2 separate regions of the Mus musculus genome follow, and region 2 is linked to region 1. A link is a loop called in an ENCODE intact Hi-C map of the cell type or tissue named here. Cell type or tissue: heart. All regions are shown on one strand.

What was found. Peaks named below come from ENCODE experiments on the same cell type or tissue, not always from the same donor. Only the 100,000 strongest peaks of a DNase experiment are listed, where the experiment ranks them.
Region 2: it touches region 1 in a loop (1.8-fold over the local background); 9 of 42 quality-filtered maps call a loop at or near these places.

The regions. Positions count from the first base shown.
Region 1 is chr8:94,676,363-94,684,362 of GRCm38, reverse strand. It overlaps Pllp (plasma membrane proteolipid), which reads left to right. Exons shown (of 4, transcript NM_026385.4): 2 at 4,845-5,018; 3 at 7,015-7,137. Among named protein-coding and RNA genes, the nearest start is that of Arl2bp, 14 kb to the right of the region's middle. In heart, a CTCF peak has its summit at 3,741 (motif pointing right); DNase peaks (open chromatin) are centred at 1,494 and 5,540; H3K27ac peaks cover 378 bases; H3K27me3 peaks cover 331 bases.
Region 2 is chr8:94,326,009-94,334,008 of GRCm38, reverse strand. It overlaps Slc12a3 (solute carrier family 12, member 3), which reads right to left and starts at 4,801. Exons shown (of 25, transcript NM_001205311.1): 1 at 4,496-4,801; 2 at 3,486-3,632; 3 at 2,283-2,358; 4 at 687-782; 5 at 337-476. The coding sequence starts at 4,771. It also overlaps a transcript of Nup93 not described here. In heart, CTCF peaks have their summits at 484 (motif pointing left) and 3,133 (motif pointing left); DNase peaks (open chromatin) are centred at 3,076 and 3,570; H3K27ac peaks cover 267 bases; H3K27me3 peaks cover 2,044 bases.

The DNA.
Region 1 (8,000 bases):
TGCCCCGAGTGAGGGGAGACCCCAGGAAGGGTCATGTGGCCACCCTGGGCCTCAGTTTCCCGATAGTGTAGTGGAGGAGCAGTCACTGAGGGCTGTGAAAGACTTGGCATCACTGCCCCATGTCAGAGGGTTCGTCCCCGTTCTTTCTCTCCATGGTCTGTGCCCACCTTCACTCTTTCTAAAACATTTAGCTTAATTGCTAACATTCAAACACTGAAGATATCACACAAAGAACAAACAGTTTGTGACATCCCTTCAGGACTTCACAGCACTCATGGGAGTGACTCTGGCCAGAGCCCTTGCCAGACGTACACAGTTCTACCCACAGCCCTTATCGCCCTAGGACTGGGTTTTCACCAGCAACACGCGCTTCTATTCCTGAGGCCTGGCTTAGTCCCTTCTACAACCTGTAAAGCCTGTCTAGGAACCATAGTGTCAACTTCTAGGAGGAGTTGCTTCCCCTTCCTGGAAGCTCCCTCACTCCCTCCTTGCTTTCCTGCAGTTTAACTACACCACATAACCATACCCTCCTTGTTACGGCCCCGGGCACACCTGTAGGGTAACTAGGCTAAGCATTAAAACTCGTTCTTGTGCCCCAGATGAGGACATAGACCGGAAAGGTTAGGTGAGTCTACAAGACACCCAAGACTTTACAGTGAGTCGACTTTGGTCTGACAATATCTAGAAAGCAGGAGTAGGTGGACTCGGGAGGTCAAGGTTACCCAGAATGCCAGAGGTAGAGTTTCATCTGTCCCTAGAGTTCTAAGTGACTCGTGACTCTCTCTGCCCCCACCTTCAGTTCCCTAATCCTTATAACATGTGACTTTACCAGTGAGATCTTTCTCTGCTCTATATCCCAAATCTTTCCTCCTCTTGGACACTCTCCCCACCGGAATTTATCCCGAGAGCACACACCCCACCCCCGTGCGCATGCGTATTCAGCCAGTTTATGCTTCTGAGCTGGCCCAACTTGCTGATGTGGGAGCACCTTGAAGGTGCAGAGCCCTGACACAGAAGTGCTACAGTAGATGGTTGTGAAGAGAGGCACTGAGGGACAGGTCACGCTGGAGGGATGTGTGAGCTACATGAGACATGTTCAGGACGCGGAGTTCTGGTCACGGGATCAGGGAGTAGAATTAAGGACTTTGGCCTCATTCTCTGCTCCCCTCTACCTGATGCCTTTTGCTACCCCTGAAGAGTGGTGCTCCCCGACTGAGTGAAGGCTTCTGGCGCTTCAGCTAGATGGCAATCTGTGACAGGTGCATTTCAGTGAGTCACAGGAGGCCCTGAACCTTCTGGAACCTCCCTCCGAGGACCACACAGGCCAGTCAAGGGGTCAGCAAAACACCCAGGCTGATGGCTTAGGGACCCGGAGAAACCTGTTTGTTGAGTTCTAATAAAGGACCGGACCTTCCTTGTTCTAGGACAGAAACCAAGTCAGCTTCCTAGGCGTGGGGCCAAGCTCCACAGCCCAAAGGAACACAAATCTACCCCCACCTATCTCGTGCTTTATCTCTGTGTTTGCTGATCTGGAAATCAGGGGTGGAGTGGGACAGGGTGGGGACATGTATTCCTACAGCCCTGCCCTCAGTAGCTCCTTTCCTACAGCTCAGGCAGAGCTGGCTAATTAATCCCCCTTTTATCTCCAGTGTACTGTATGGCTGCTGAGCGTTTGTAGAAACGTGGCAAGACAGCCTGGAGAGAGGGTAAATGGGAGATCTAGGCCAGGGACCCTCTGCTGGGCACCTACCGGGTGACCCCTCTGCTGAAGCCTGTGAGTGACAGCATTGCAGGTGGGCATGGATGTGAACATGCACCGGCCTTTTCTGGATTGTCATTTGGATGCCCTTTCTAACTTCCTTTCAGTTAGTAGGAAACAGCCAACCCAGTGGCGGGGTTGGGGACCTGAAAAGAACTTCACATAAGAGCTGACAGTCCCTAGGTGTGTCCCCCACCCCCCACCCCCACCCCTTCCCATGTCTCACCTGAGAAATTGCTGGAGATGTTATTCCAGAGCGTCTTCATTCCTCTGACAGAAATGACCTCACGGAACTCTGGGGTTTCGTGGCCTTTCTAGTATGTCTCTTTTGGCACGGTGATTTGGGGTGGGGAGTAAAGGGTGTGTCAGGACCATGTGTGGTGCCACATGCCTGTGGTGTAGAACTTGAGGAGCAGGGTGTGAGTTCAAGGTCAGGTTGGACTGATGAGACCATGCCAAGAAAGAGGGAGAGGAGTGAGGAGGGAAGGAGAGAGGGAGGGTAGGGGAAAGTGTGTGTGTGTGTGTTGTGCATGTATAGGCATGGGCATGCCAGAGTGCTCATATGGAGGTTGGAGGACAATTTTCAGGAGTCCCCTCCTGCCACGTAGGTTCTAGAGATCTAACTCAGGTCATCAGACTTTGTGGCAAGGTCTTCACCTACTGAGCCACCTCTCCCTGGCCACTGAGTTGTAATGAAATGAGGGTTTGCTCCCAGTTTGGCATGTGACCACAGTCTAGGAAGGCCCTGCTACACAGCCCCATCTTTGTCACTGTAAAGTGGGCATGGAGACAAACCCTGGGCATGCTTGTGAGGGTCAGAGGCAAGAGCAGATGGAGGGGTGCTATGTGACATGGGTGTCTGGGGCTCACCTTAGCTGGGGAGTGCAGATACAGAGAGAGCCTGCTTTGGCCAGGGCATTGCTGGGCTCCTAGGCCTGCTCAGCTACAGGGTCCCTGTCCTTACACTGCAAGTGTGTATTCCAAAACAAAGAAACTTCCTTGTAGTGGGGTGGTTTGAGAGAAGGGGGCTGGAGGAGCCCCAGCTCTGGGTCATGAGCCCTCTGGTGAGGATTTCTCTTTAGATCCCAGGGAACTTGCCAATGTCCTGTGAGCAGAGTGGGTAGGCCAGGAGATGGGGACTTGTTTCCAAAGATCAGTATCCCGAGGCCAGCTCAGCTCCTAAGATCTGACTGAAAGTGGTCTCACCCTTGGACTGGGGCTACCGGCTTCCATGCTATGCAGGCAGAGGGTGGAACAGTCCTTCTGGTTCTAGCAATGGAGGCTTTCTCCAGAGCCACAGTAGACTTCTACACCCATGGTGGCTGGTAGAGTTCCAGATGAGAGGAGAGTGGGTATCCCCCAACCTAGACAGAGATCCTTGGCCAGCAAAGAAGAGGCTGGGGAGGCCCAGGACAGTCACGGGGTTGTACTATCCCTGGGTCTTCCCCAGGGTCTTTGGGCTATGCTCCTACAAGAAGTCTATGGGTAGAACCATCTGAGTTTGGTGCTTTGTGGCAGGACTCGAGGGGGGAGAAATTTACATAAGGCTGACCGTCACTCTCAAGTATAAAACTGAGCTTTGAGTAGCTGTCTCAGGTGGGTGTGGTCCCTGCACTGTTACGAATGAGGTAAGGAAGCACTGCGCAGTTGTGCAGGTGGAAGAGGAACGGGTTTTAAACAAAGCCCATGCTTTTAGGTTCTACACACTCAGTCGGGGATGTGGGGGTACCTGGCTACTCTACCCACCAAGCTTCCTGGCGTGGCTTACCATCCCACTGGCTCTTCTCTTCCACTCTGGGTTCTGGAGGGAGGGGCCGCCTCAAGTTGTCAGGCTTTCCAGCTTAGGCAATAAGTCCTGTTACCTGCTGAGCCATCTTGAAACGCTCCCCTTTCTGTCTATCTATCTATTTATTTATCTATTAAGGATTTACTTATTTTACATATGAGTACACTGTTGCTATCTTCAGACGCACCAGAAGAGGGCACCAGATCCCCATTACAGATGGTTGTGAGCCACCATGTGGTTGCTGGGAATTGAACTCAGGGTCTCTGGAAGAGCAGCCAGTCTTAACCACTGAGCCATCTCTCCACTACTCCCCCCACCCCTTTTTTTGAGACAGAGTTTTGTTTTGAAACAGGGGCTCATGTGGGCAAGACTGGCCTATGACTCATGTTTGCCTTGAACTCATTCGTAAGTCTCTTTTTTCCTCCAGTGTTGGGATTACAAGTATTAGCCTCCCTGACTGGCTTCTAGCATTTTTTTTTTTTCTGCACCTGTGGCAAAGTCAAGCCCCTGGAATGCTGTGGGCAGTTCTGGTATGAGGAGCATATACTCTATGAGAGAGATACCGTTCCTACCTTGGGTGGTACTATCTGGGGACCTGGGTGTCTCAGTTAGGGTTTTATTGCTGTGAACAGACACCATGACCAAGGCAAGTCTTATAAAGGACAACATTTAATTGGGGCTGACATACAGGTTCAAAGGTTCAGTCCAGTATCGTCAAGGCAAGAACGGAGGCGAATCCAGTCAGGCATGGTGCAGGAGGAGCGGAGAGTTCATCTTCATCTGAAGGCTGCTAGCAGATGACTGACTTCAAGGCAGCTAGAATGTGAGACTTATAACCTACACCCACAATGACACCCTACCCAGCAGGGCCATACCTTCTAATCCTGTCACTCCTTGGGCCCAGCATATACAAACCGTCACACCGGGGAAGAGCCTTTTGTCACACAGCATGATGGGAATTGAAAGGGGGAAGAGTGGCCAGACAAGATGCCCAGCACAGATGTAAACAACAGGAGTCAAGATTTCTTTGAAGAAGCTGTTTTTAATTGTACGTGCGTGTGACCATGTTCCATGCCACAGTGAACACAGAAAGGCTGGAGGACAACCGCTGGTCGTCACTTTTCTCCTTACACCTGAGTTCCAGAATTGAATTCCGGTTGTCAGGCTTGTGACAAACATTTTACCCTCTTAGCCATCTTGCCAGCCTAAACTTTTTGAGTTAACAAGAAAGGGGGCCAAGGCCCGAGCCTCCGGCTGGAGCTGTTCAGCTCTGAGAAACTCCCCCTTATTTTTCCACAGGCACTGGGGCTGCTGGTGTGGGCCCTGATTGCTGACACCCCATACCATCTGTATCCTGCCTATGGCTGGGTCATGTTTGTCGCTGTCTTCCTCTGGCTGGTGACAATCGTCTTCTTCATCATCTACCTGTTTCAACTGCACATGAAGTTGTACATGGTGCCCTGGCCGTTGGTGGTGAGTTTGGGGCAGGGACTGTGCGGCTCCAGGCTGAGTCCTCTCGTCTGTGAATGGCTAGGACGGGACCTCTTGACCTTCCATAAATGTGAAATGGAGGGCAGGTGGGTGGGTGTGATGCCATCCTCCTGCCTCTTAGCTACATGAGGAGCTGGGGTGGGAAGGTATGTTAATGACGGAAGTGGAGTGTTTGACTTGGTGCTTGGAAGAGACCAGCATCGAGAGGCTATTGACTGACTCTGCAGATATCCTTGGGAATCTTGGGATATTGTTCTTTCTTGAGGGGGATCAGAATTTTGAGCTCGGAGGTCTGGGTTTGTCAGTGCCAGCTGCCTCCATTCTCTCCAGGCCCTGGCTCTCTGGAGAGAATGGGTGCCCCAGGTTTGTCTCAGGCCAGGCTCCTCTGGCTGGGTTTTTTTTTTTTTTTTTCTGGAACCCAGAAAACCCATGCAGCTGGGTCTGAGCCTTTTAGTGAGCACAGAGGCGCATGATTGTAAGGCAGGCGAGGCTGGAACTAGGCAGCGATTGTTTACAATTCAATGCTTGTTTAGCGAGAGGAAACGTGAGTCATGCCGAGACAGAATGGGTTTGTTAGATCCTGGTCTCGCTAGCCAGAGCCGGGCAGGGTGTGCAGTGGTCACTGTACTTGGGGACAAGATTTGGGATTGAGGTGGCGGTGGCTGGACTCCTGGCTAAAGGTCTAGCCCCCTTCTGAATATCCCAAGCCCCTAAAGAAGAATTCCACAAGGCTGGAGACCTCTGTCTCTGAGGCAAGGCTGGCAGCACAGCACAGCGCCAGTGAAGGAGGTCAGCTGGGGGCTGTGTCTGGTGCTGCTGGGCTGAGCTGGGAGAGGAACTGGGTGATGACCCTTCTCAACTCTGGGGACATGTTTAATATAAAGGGTCAGGTAAGATGGACTAGTGAACTGGGCCAGGAAGGTTCTAGAAACCTAACAAGTACCTGGCCCTGAGAAGCTGCCTCTGCCCGGCTTCAACCTTGAGAGGATGTGGCCCACTGGTGCCAAGCCTTGAGGTATTTTGTTTGTTGTACTGATGGCGCTAGGGATCAAATCCAGGACCTCATGAATGCAGAGCTTTACACTGAGATACATGCCCAGCCCTGAGGTAGCTGTTTGCTTTGTTTTTTTGATACAGTTTTGATGTGTAGGCCCGACTGACCTGGAATCCATGGTCTTCCTGTCTTTGTGTCTGACATGCTGGCTCCTGTAAGCTACTCTGCCCAGCTTTGAGGGTGTTTTGTTTTGTTTTATTTTGAGCTAGGTTTTCTCAGTAGCCCTGGCTGACCTGGAACTCACTAGTCTAGGCTGGCCTTAAACTCAGAGATCGGCCTGCCTCTACCTCCTGTGTGCTGCGATCAAAGGTGTGAGCTACAACTACTTATCTTAATTGATATTTTGATATAGCATCTCACTATATGCACCAAGTTGGCCTCTGCCTCTTGAGATGCTGGGATTACAGGTGTGTACCACTATGTCCAGAAATCTTGAACATGTTTAATATGAAATTTTCAAGTTTTCACATGAAATCTAATTTTAAATGTTGGCAATTAAAAATGTATAGCACAATAAATGGCTGGAGACCGGTTTGAGGACAAGAGGCATCCACTGGGGGTATGGAACAGGCCCCGCTGCCAGCTGAAGGCTCACATCCAGTCTTCTTGGTGCTTTGTAGAGATTCCCTAGGACCCTGGCCCTGTTATTTGCCCTTGAGTTTAGGATAGTATAAGGGAGTCATAGATTTCTCCCACTGGTGGGCAGAGGGATGTGAGGGCCAGGCACATGGCCAAGTGCTGATGTGGTCATAGGAAGAACATGGGCATGGCGTGTGCCACACAAGAGATGGCATTTCTTTAGCTGGTTAGAGGCAAGTGGCTCGTTGTGGTGGCACCGTCCCAACACTTCAGGCCTTCCCGTCAGGGCTTCAAGGTGGTGATGTTCTTTGTGGATGCTTATGCCTCTCGCCCTTCCCCCTACAGTTACTGATCTTTTTTGTCGCTGCCACGGTTCTCTACATTACTGCCTTTATCGCCTGTGCAGCGGCGGTCGATCTGACATCCCTGAGGGGCTCCCGGCCATATAACCAGCGCTCAGCTGCCTCTGTAAGTATGTCCCAGGCTCCAGCCTTCTGCAGGGTATCCAGCCCAGGCCTTTGTGAACTCACAGGCTCCTGTCTGAGTTGTCACTGGCTGGATGCTCAGTGGGCCTCCTTCCTTAGTGAACAGCAGAACTCAAGGGGACCTGAATGCATGGGATCCACTGTGGACACTGTCACATTGTCACCTCAGGCTGGCTGTCATCACTAGACATTCCGTCTACATTTCTTTTTTTACTAGTATTCTCTTATAAAAATTCCAAACTTGGACTGTGTCAGACGGCCATTCACACTACCCAGTTCACGTCTAAAGGCAGAGACTATGGGTTCTTTTTTAGAGAAGGAAACTGGAGTTGTGGTCATGTCCAGGACAGGACAGCCAATGCGTGGTGTCTTCCATCTTCCTGGTGAGAGTGGTTTAAAATTAGTGAACTCCATCTTGGGAACGGAGACTCAAGCCTCTGAAAGCACACGCCACATACAGGGTACAAAACTGATTCAGAAAACTCCTGGGAGCCTGGAGTATTATTACTGGTTGTTTTTGTTTTCAGTTCTGGGCCTGGAACCACAGGTCCTTGGGAGGCTGGGCAACAGCTTTACCTGAGCCACATCCCTAGCCCTGAATGTTACTTGTGGACACTAGGTCCCTTATGTATATAAAGTTACCCCACTGTCACTCCAGAGTGCTGTGCCTGGCACCATCTGACATGTCTGGCCTGTGTAGTTCTTGCCCCTGACCCTTAGAACATAATGCCAGATGTGTGGTATGGGTGGGTGGGCATAAGGGGTGTGGCTGCCAGAACAAGTGGCTCTGATTAACCCAAGGGGCTGCTGCTCAAGCTTCCATCCCCAAGTCCCTCTGAGGAGACC
Region 2 (8,000 bases), 350 kb after region 1:
GCAGGCCAGCTGTGTGTTCAGTCTTCACATCTGTTCCTCCAGAACCCCAACCCCACTCCACTTAGGGCATACCCTCCCCCAAAGGGCTACTGTGTGGTCATGGACAACATGGCCCAAAGGCAGCATGCACCCCAAAGGGGGCTTGTGAGGATGGTCTATACTTAGTAAAGACTTTTATTGTCACTCAAAGTGACAAGATGTAGCGTTGGTCACTGGTAGGGAAGGTTAGGCAGGAGAAGGAAGGCCCGGTTCAGTGAGGAGCAGTGTGTGTGGGGGAGGTGCTGGGGGGTGGAGGGGGGTTGTCCCACTCCCTCTGCCCCATGCCAGGTCCCTCACCTGCAGTAGGTCCCTTACGGTTTCTGCAAAGCCCACAGTGTGCATGGCCACACCCACAGCATTGGCAAAGGCGAAGATGAGGCCAATGGAGCCTCCCAGCTCTGGTCCCAGACTCCGGGAAATAAGGAAATAGGTGCCACCTAGCGGGCAGAGCAGAGGGCCAGAGAAGAAACTGTAGTGCAAGAGGGGCAGGACCAAGGGCCACAAGGTGGACAATGGAGACCAGCTTGAGAGGTAAAGAGCCCCTACAAGTCCCCATCAGAAGCAAGGTGGGCATGACAGGGTACGCCAGGGGTGGGGCAGTAGCTCAGAATGCATGGTGTCCAGATAAAGATGGTCCCAGAACTCACCCGACTTGACCTTGCCATTGGTAGAGATGGCGGAGATGGAGAGGCCGGTGATGGATGTCACCATGACCGACAGCAGGATGATGAGCCAAGTCAGCACTGTGTGGGGGTGAATGAATGGGAGCACCCCAAAACTCAATCAACACACTTCTCAGGTCAGCCCCCTCAATCCCCATGTGACCCGAGTCCCTTTCTCTGAGCCTTAGTTTGCCACCTGAAGAACTGTGGGTCTCAGTCAGAGGCCGAGGTGCAGACCTGCCACCCCAGAATTTTGGAGGTAGAGAGTTCAAGGCCAGCCTGGGCAATAGAGAGAGAAGCCCTGGGCGTGATGTCACATGTATTTAATCCCAGCATTCACAAGGCAGAGGCGGGTGGATCTCTGTGAGTTCAAGACCAGCCTGATCTACATAGCAAGTTCTAAAACAATCAAGTTTACATAGAGAGACAGAACTCACTTCAAATAACAGCAACCCCCACAAAAAGCCCCCAAATATAAAACTCACTAAAAATAAAGACTAGAGATATAGCTCAGTTAGGACAATAAAAGTCTATTAAATAGCACAAGGCCTGGGTTTGAGCCCTAGTACCACATAACCCAGGCATGGTGGCACACACATTTAATTCTAGGAGCTAGAAATCCTGGTAGCTAGAACTCTAAGGTCATCCTTGGTTGTTACATAGTGAGTTTGAGACCTGGGATATACAGGAGTCTGTCACAAAAAAGCCAGAGCACCTGGGAGTTAGCAAGGTGCTTGGCTCACAAGCAGGATGATCTGAGTTTGGTCTCTACAGCCCACACCAAAGTCTAGGCAGGGTGGCATGCACCTGCAAGCCCAGTACTGAGGAGGCAGAGATTGGAAGATCCCTGGGGCTTGCTGGCCAGCCAGTCTAGTCTAGTTAGTGAGATCTGGGCCAATGAAAGATCCATCTCAGAGGAGGAGGATGGCTCCTGAGGTAGATGTCTGAGGTTTTCTCTGGACTCTGCACAATCAAATATAAAGATGCACAAGACAGCATGTGACACACACACACACACACACACACACATCTACCTCCCCAGACTAAGATAAGGTTGGTTTGTCTACTTTCCTTGGTGAGTTGATTAATAGCAAGTTCATGTGCCAATGTGTGAATAGTTTGCAGGCACAGAAAGAAAGTCGCCCCCTTTGGCAATATAAAGAAAGCAGTAGTTACCATGTACTGAGAGCCTTCAGGTACTAAAGCCTAGGCTGCCTTCCAGCACCTTGGAAGCTGCACAGCAGCTCTGGAGGCAGGAACTGTCATCAGACTCGTTTTACCCACGAGGAAACCAAGGCTCAGAGATGGTTGGCACTCAAGGCTACCCAGCATCTGAACTCTGGTCTTCTAGAGTCCCAGTTCTGAGCACAAATACTCTGCGCTAGAAGTCGGCTTGCCGAGGTACCCTGACACTGCTGACTCTGCATCCAATGGTCTCTTCCACTCCACCCCACCCGTGGCTGCTGCCATCTGAGGGTGTGCTGGGAAGGAGCGGACCTAGCCTGGAGTCTCTACAGCCCAAGGGGTTGGGACCAGAATGCAAGCACTCGTGCATTCCCTTCTCCTTGAGGTGGCACTCACCGATGCCCGCCTGCGCCGTAATCCAGGGGAGTCGCAGGTAGAGGATCACTCCCCAGATGTTGAGCATGCAACGGATCTGGCAGGAGAGTGGGGTTAGAGGCTTCCTGAGGGCCAGGTGCCCAAAGCCAAAGCCTCGTGTGCTTGTTCCCAGGTCTAGGGGACACCTGATGTTTCTTGTGCTCTCCCTCCCATGGGATCAGACTGCCTGGCTTGGGGGTGAAAGGGGAGGACAATTTTTATCCCACCTCCTCCCACTCTGCCGTGGAGGCCTGGCCAGCCACTGCCTTGGGCAGCTTATTGACCCCGGGCATAGTATTCTGAAGGCATCAGCAAAAGCCAGGGGAAGCCAGCACCCCACGTAGAGCAGAAATCAAAGCTCAGGTTGCTTCCATATTAAAGGCAAAGCCAGAGGTCATCACTGGGGCTGAAATTCCAAATGGGAGGGTCCGACAAGGCCTTTGGCCCTGCCAACTACTAGGGCCAGGTAGGGACGTGTGACCTTCACACTCATGAGATTTCTGGGGCTCACATCTGCTGAGATGAAAATCAGGGTGTGCCTGGTTCTGGCTAACACAGATCAGGGGGGTGTCCCAACTCTGAATGTGGAGCCCCCGGGGAGGGGGTGAAGGCTCTGGTTCTGCTTTCTCCTGTACCCCATCCCCACATCTTTGTAGAACCCTATATTGTCTTTCAAAGTCAAGGGCATTGAGTCTTTACTTCCTGAAGGGTTACTTATGCTTCATACTACAGCTAACACTAGGCTGTACCATGGTATGCGATGGGAGAGGAGGGATTGTCGATGTGTATGTTAGTGCTGCCCTCTAGTGGCCATGTGGGGAATTTCTTCTAATAACCCCCTAGCAGGCATTGATCCAAGAACTCTCACACCTAACAACTATTTTAATGCTCAGTTTTACGGGTGAGGAAACTGAGGCAGGAGTAGCTAAGTAACTTTCCTAAGGCTACAACACTAGTGAGTAGCTAAGCAGAGATCTTCTTAGGATTGGGTCTTGGCCAAGAGCGCCCAAGAACTGTGGGAAGCCAAATACAATTAATTGGAGGCCACTGCTGATGGGGAAACTGAGGCCCAAACTGAGCTCCAGGTCTAAACTGCTCACTAGGGCCTGAGAGTCAAAGCTGAGGCTGAATGGGGCTCTACCCCCACCCTGTCTAGACATCAAGCTCCGGGCCACAGCCACTCACCATCACCCCCTTGACCCAGCCGAAGCGAACAGGTTCTCCAGGGCTCTTCTCACTGTTGGTGCCTGTCTCATCTTCCACAAGTCCATCAGTCAGCTCACGACCTTGCCGTCCATCAAAGGCCAGGGCATGCAGGTGGCTACCTTCCTGCTGGGGGCCCAGAGACCAATAGGAGTCAGGCAATGGGGGTTAGGGGCTGGGTGTCTGTATTCAGTCTTGCCTGCCCCACTTTGCCACACAGGCAGCCCTTGGACAGCTTCCTGGGTACAATGCTACTCGAAGCTTGGAGAAACACCAGAGAGAGCAAGCAAGCTGAGCATTCAGAATGCTTCTGCTCCGGGAGGCTCCTCCCCTCTAGGGCAGAGGGCTGGAGTCTGACAAGCCTGCAGTCTGAGAAGTGACACGGGATGGGAGGTGAAGCAGTATGTCACACGCCACACACCAGGTCTCTGACACAGAGAGTCTTGAACCCAGGCCTGGACTCCAGCATGGTCATCTTCTATTTCGTATTCCTACCAACCGCAGCCTACTCTGGGACCTTCATCCCAGTACCTATCTCAGCATCCCTATTCAAACAAGGGGTCTTGTTTGGTCCCTTCAGAGGGAAGCTTTGAAACACGGAAGAGTGTTAGAGGTTAGAACATCCAACTGTTGGTGAAACCGTGAGGTGACAGGGATTGGACCCTCCAGCCTCCCAGACAGCGAAGCCGATGAGCTAATATTTGAGAGGGCTCACCATGCTCCCTCCCTCCCTCTCACAGTCTCTCCCAGCGGTGTGCAACCTGCATTTGTATAAGCAGCAGGCTATGCTATCATTGTGCTGCCGGTGCCTGGACAATATGTATTACTTGTGCCCCCAAGCTTCATGGCACCTCTGTCCACTATTCATTTGGGTGTCTTGACCCTAGAGGAAGATGCCCAGTCATTTTCACAACACGAATGACAGAACATGTTGGGCAATCATGCCAACGTTACCCAGCCAGGAAGCGGCCAGTCTTTGAACTTCTGCTTACCTTGAGGAATGAATGCAGGTCAGCCAGGGTGGGCCGCACCTTCCGGGGCTCACCGGGCAGAGCGCTGTTAGCATAGTGTTCGTAGGCCGGCACCACGTCTATGGTGTTGTAACCGAAGGTGCGCATGTATAAGGTGCTGCCGTGTGTTAAGTGGCTGGGCTGGCTGCTGTCACAGGCAGCTGGTGGGGGCTCATCGCCTCCCATCAGTGTGCTGATGGTGAAGCGCCCACTGCACAGAGCATCGCCAGGCAGCTCTGTCACGGGGAGCTCTGCCATTATGGCTCTGGGTATCAAAGGAGGGGACAAGAGTGGGCAAGGGCACTGAGGGTGGCTTTATAGGCTGGGAGGAGGCGGGAGCTTGGTCCAGACCGCCCATGGCAAGTGAGCAGGGTCTCTGCCAGGGTGGGGGGCGGAGCCATAGCAACTGCTGTCCTGCCCCCATTTATCTGATCATTGACACAGGGGCCAATTTGGAGCAGGAGGGCTGGGCTAGAGCCAGGGCCACATCCCTGAGTCCTGCAGTAGCCCTTCTAAGCCTAGGGTAGCAGAGGTTCTGCAGCTAGGACCCAGGAAGCAGCAGACATGAGAGAGGACCCAGAGAAGGCCTGCTGCAAGGTGCCTACCTACACTGCAGGTTAACAGTCCTCGTGTTGGGCACAATGTATTTCTTTCATTTTATTTACTAGTTTGAATGGATGTCATCTTAGGACATGCATATAAAAAAAAAGGAAGTCTGCCTTCCGATCTCCATCCCTCACAGTCTCAGCGTCTTTCCTGATACATTTCAATATACATAAGCCATTGTGATTAGTGGCCTCAAGCCAGACCTGCAGCCACCTCTTGACTGACAAACCTTGAGAGCTTGGTGCTGGCCACTGGCCTCTAGGGTAAACAGGCACAGTGCAGCCTGACCTACACATTCACAGGCTGGCCTACGGGGCTGTAGTTTGGAGCCCAGAGCAACTGGTCTTTCCCTCCCTGGAGCCATGCATTGTTCCCATGAAGTAGGAGATCTGGTCAGCAAAGGCTCCTAAGCCATTGCAGGGGCATTGCCCTGGGGTATGAAAGACACTCTGGGTCTTGATGATGAACTAGTGGATGTTGGATGTGTCCTAAGAAAGCAATGGACTTGTAGCTGTGAGGGGTCCCAGAGTCAGCCCTTACATTAATGGCCCCACCCATAACTATCTTTCCCTAAGAGGCTGGGCGTTCAGTAATCCATGGCTGTGGGGCACAAAAGCCTGGCATCCTGCCCTGTCTCTGGAACCACCCAGTGTTTCCCTGAATCATCTGAGGCTTAGGGCTACCCTAAAGCCCGCTCCCTCTGCCCTCCCAGACACATGTCCTGAATTTGCTCTCAGTTACTTCCCAGTGAGGTGACCCAGCCCCTTACAAGAATAGGAGACGACGGTACATGCTTCTTGCTGCTTTATTGACTATAACAAAGATTTGGAATCGACCTTGACAATCAACAAATGAATGGGTAAAAAAAACTATGTATATGTATAAACCATGTATACATAAGTTATATAAGTATAAATTATATATATGCATGCTACTTGGCTATCAAGTTAAAATGTTTTCGGGAAAATGGACAGTCTCAGTATGAATATTAGGTGAGATCATACAACTTCAGAAATAAACCACACACTCTCCCTCCTGTGGAATCTAGCCAAAAATATATGTATGCATAAAAACAAAAGTACCCGTGGGTACAGTATAACATGAAGAAAGAGCATAAGAAAGGCTGAATATAAAGGAATGAGGAAGGATGGCACAAAGAGCAGGACACAGAAAGGGGACAAAAAGCTGATGTATTCCTAGTTCTAACTCCGTCACAGTTTTTTATTTTTTGATTTGGATGGTGGACAATTGCAAAAAATACATTTGACACTAAAGGTGTAAAATTTAACATGAAGCTCTATAGCTTCTGTTTCTATGCCAATTCTAACTGTATAGAAGTTCACTAAGTTGTACTGACCTTGGGTATGGTTAAATTTTGTTTGAATATTATTATTAACTTGCAAGATTTTTTTTTTCCAGACAGTAATAGTCCTGGCTGGCCTCTAATTCACTTTGTAGACCAGGCTGGCTTCGAACTCACAGAGATCCTTCTGCCTCTGTCTCCCAAGTACTGGGATTAAAGGCGTGTGCCACCACATGTGGCACAAGATTTTTTTTTAATGAAATTTAAAATAAGTTTATGGAATTTAAAATAAGATCTGAGGACTCTTGTCACTGTCCAACAGACCAGCCAGCACCCCATGCTGTGTGGCAGCAGGAGCCCAGGGACTCAGAGAAGCCATGGTGGAGCAAGGGCTCATGGGAAGCTACAGCTACAACAGACCAGACCAGCTGGGAGGTCAGCAGACAGCTGGAGGAGTGGACCACTGGAGAAGGGTCAAGGTGTTGTGGACAACCAGGGAAGGCTTCCTGGAGGAGGCCTTTTACCTGCTTTGTTCCTATGGAGACCTAGGGTGGGTGAAGGTCAGAGGGCTGCTGTCTACTCATGGTGGGACTCTGTTCAGGCTCAGGCTCCAGTATCTTCCAGAGGAAACTAGAGGAAAGCACTCCAGGCCCTACTTCTCAGAGTCTACCCATATCCCCTAGAGGACCTGCCCCAAGGCATCCAGGCCCTGCTACCTCCAACAGGAAATTGCACTCTGGTGGGTGCTTTCAAGAGACCCAGCTGGCCCCTGGTACTCTGGGCTAGAGAGACCAGGGCAAATGTGTCTAGCTAGGAAGACGGTGTTGAGACCAGTTAGAGACCGTCCCAGAGTCACCCTACTAGCATGGAGATGCTCTCAGACCTCAGTGCTCCCTTTCATGGAGGGGCAGTGTTCCCTCCAATTTCTTGGAAAGGAAGTCAGCCACAGAGGCAGGGGCCTCGCACAATAGATTGTTCAGCGACTATCTCAACCAACCAGAGTTTCAGACACGGGCTCAATAAGTGCTTGTTGGTTGTACAGGGAATGAATGGAGACTAGAACCAAGGAGAGCTAAGCCAGGTGGAGACGAGCTTACAAGGGGTCTTTGGGGATTCCCATGGCACAGATCCTGCCTCTATTGGACATTAAGTGGCGGGCAGAGGAAGACATAAACACTTCTTTCCTCTGCCAGCTTCCAGCAGGGCTGAAGGCTTGAAGTAAGGACTCAGGGGCCAAGGACTCCTCCGGGCCAGTTTTCTACCTTGGCAGGGATGGTGAGATTTGTAAAGCCTCCCCCACGCCACCCCCCAGCAGGTCCATGGCCCTTGGGGTAGATCTTATCTTCTGAGTTTTAAATCGCCAGCTACCTGGCAAAAATCACAGCTCCCCAGCATCCCCACACCATTCCAACACACTGTGCCCTGGCAGCTACGGAAAATTCCTGATAAAGATCTTGGGATAGAAGAGGCCAGGGCTGGTTTTCAGCCAGGAGTAAGAGGCTATGAAATTGCTGAATGACCTTGGCACATAAGTTCTTCCTTTCTGCAAAGCACTCATGTTAGCTGCAAGGGATGTAG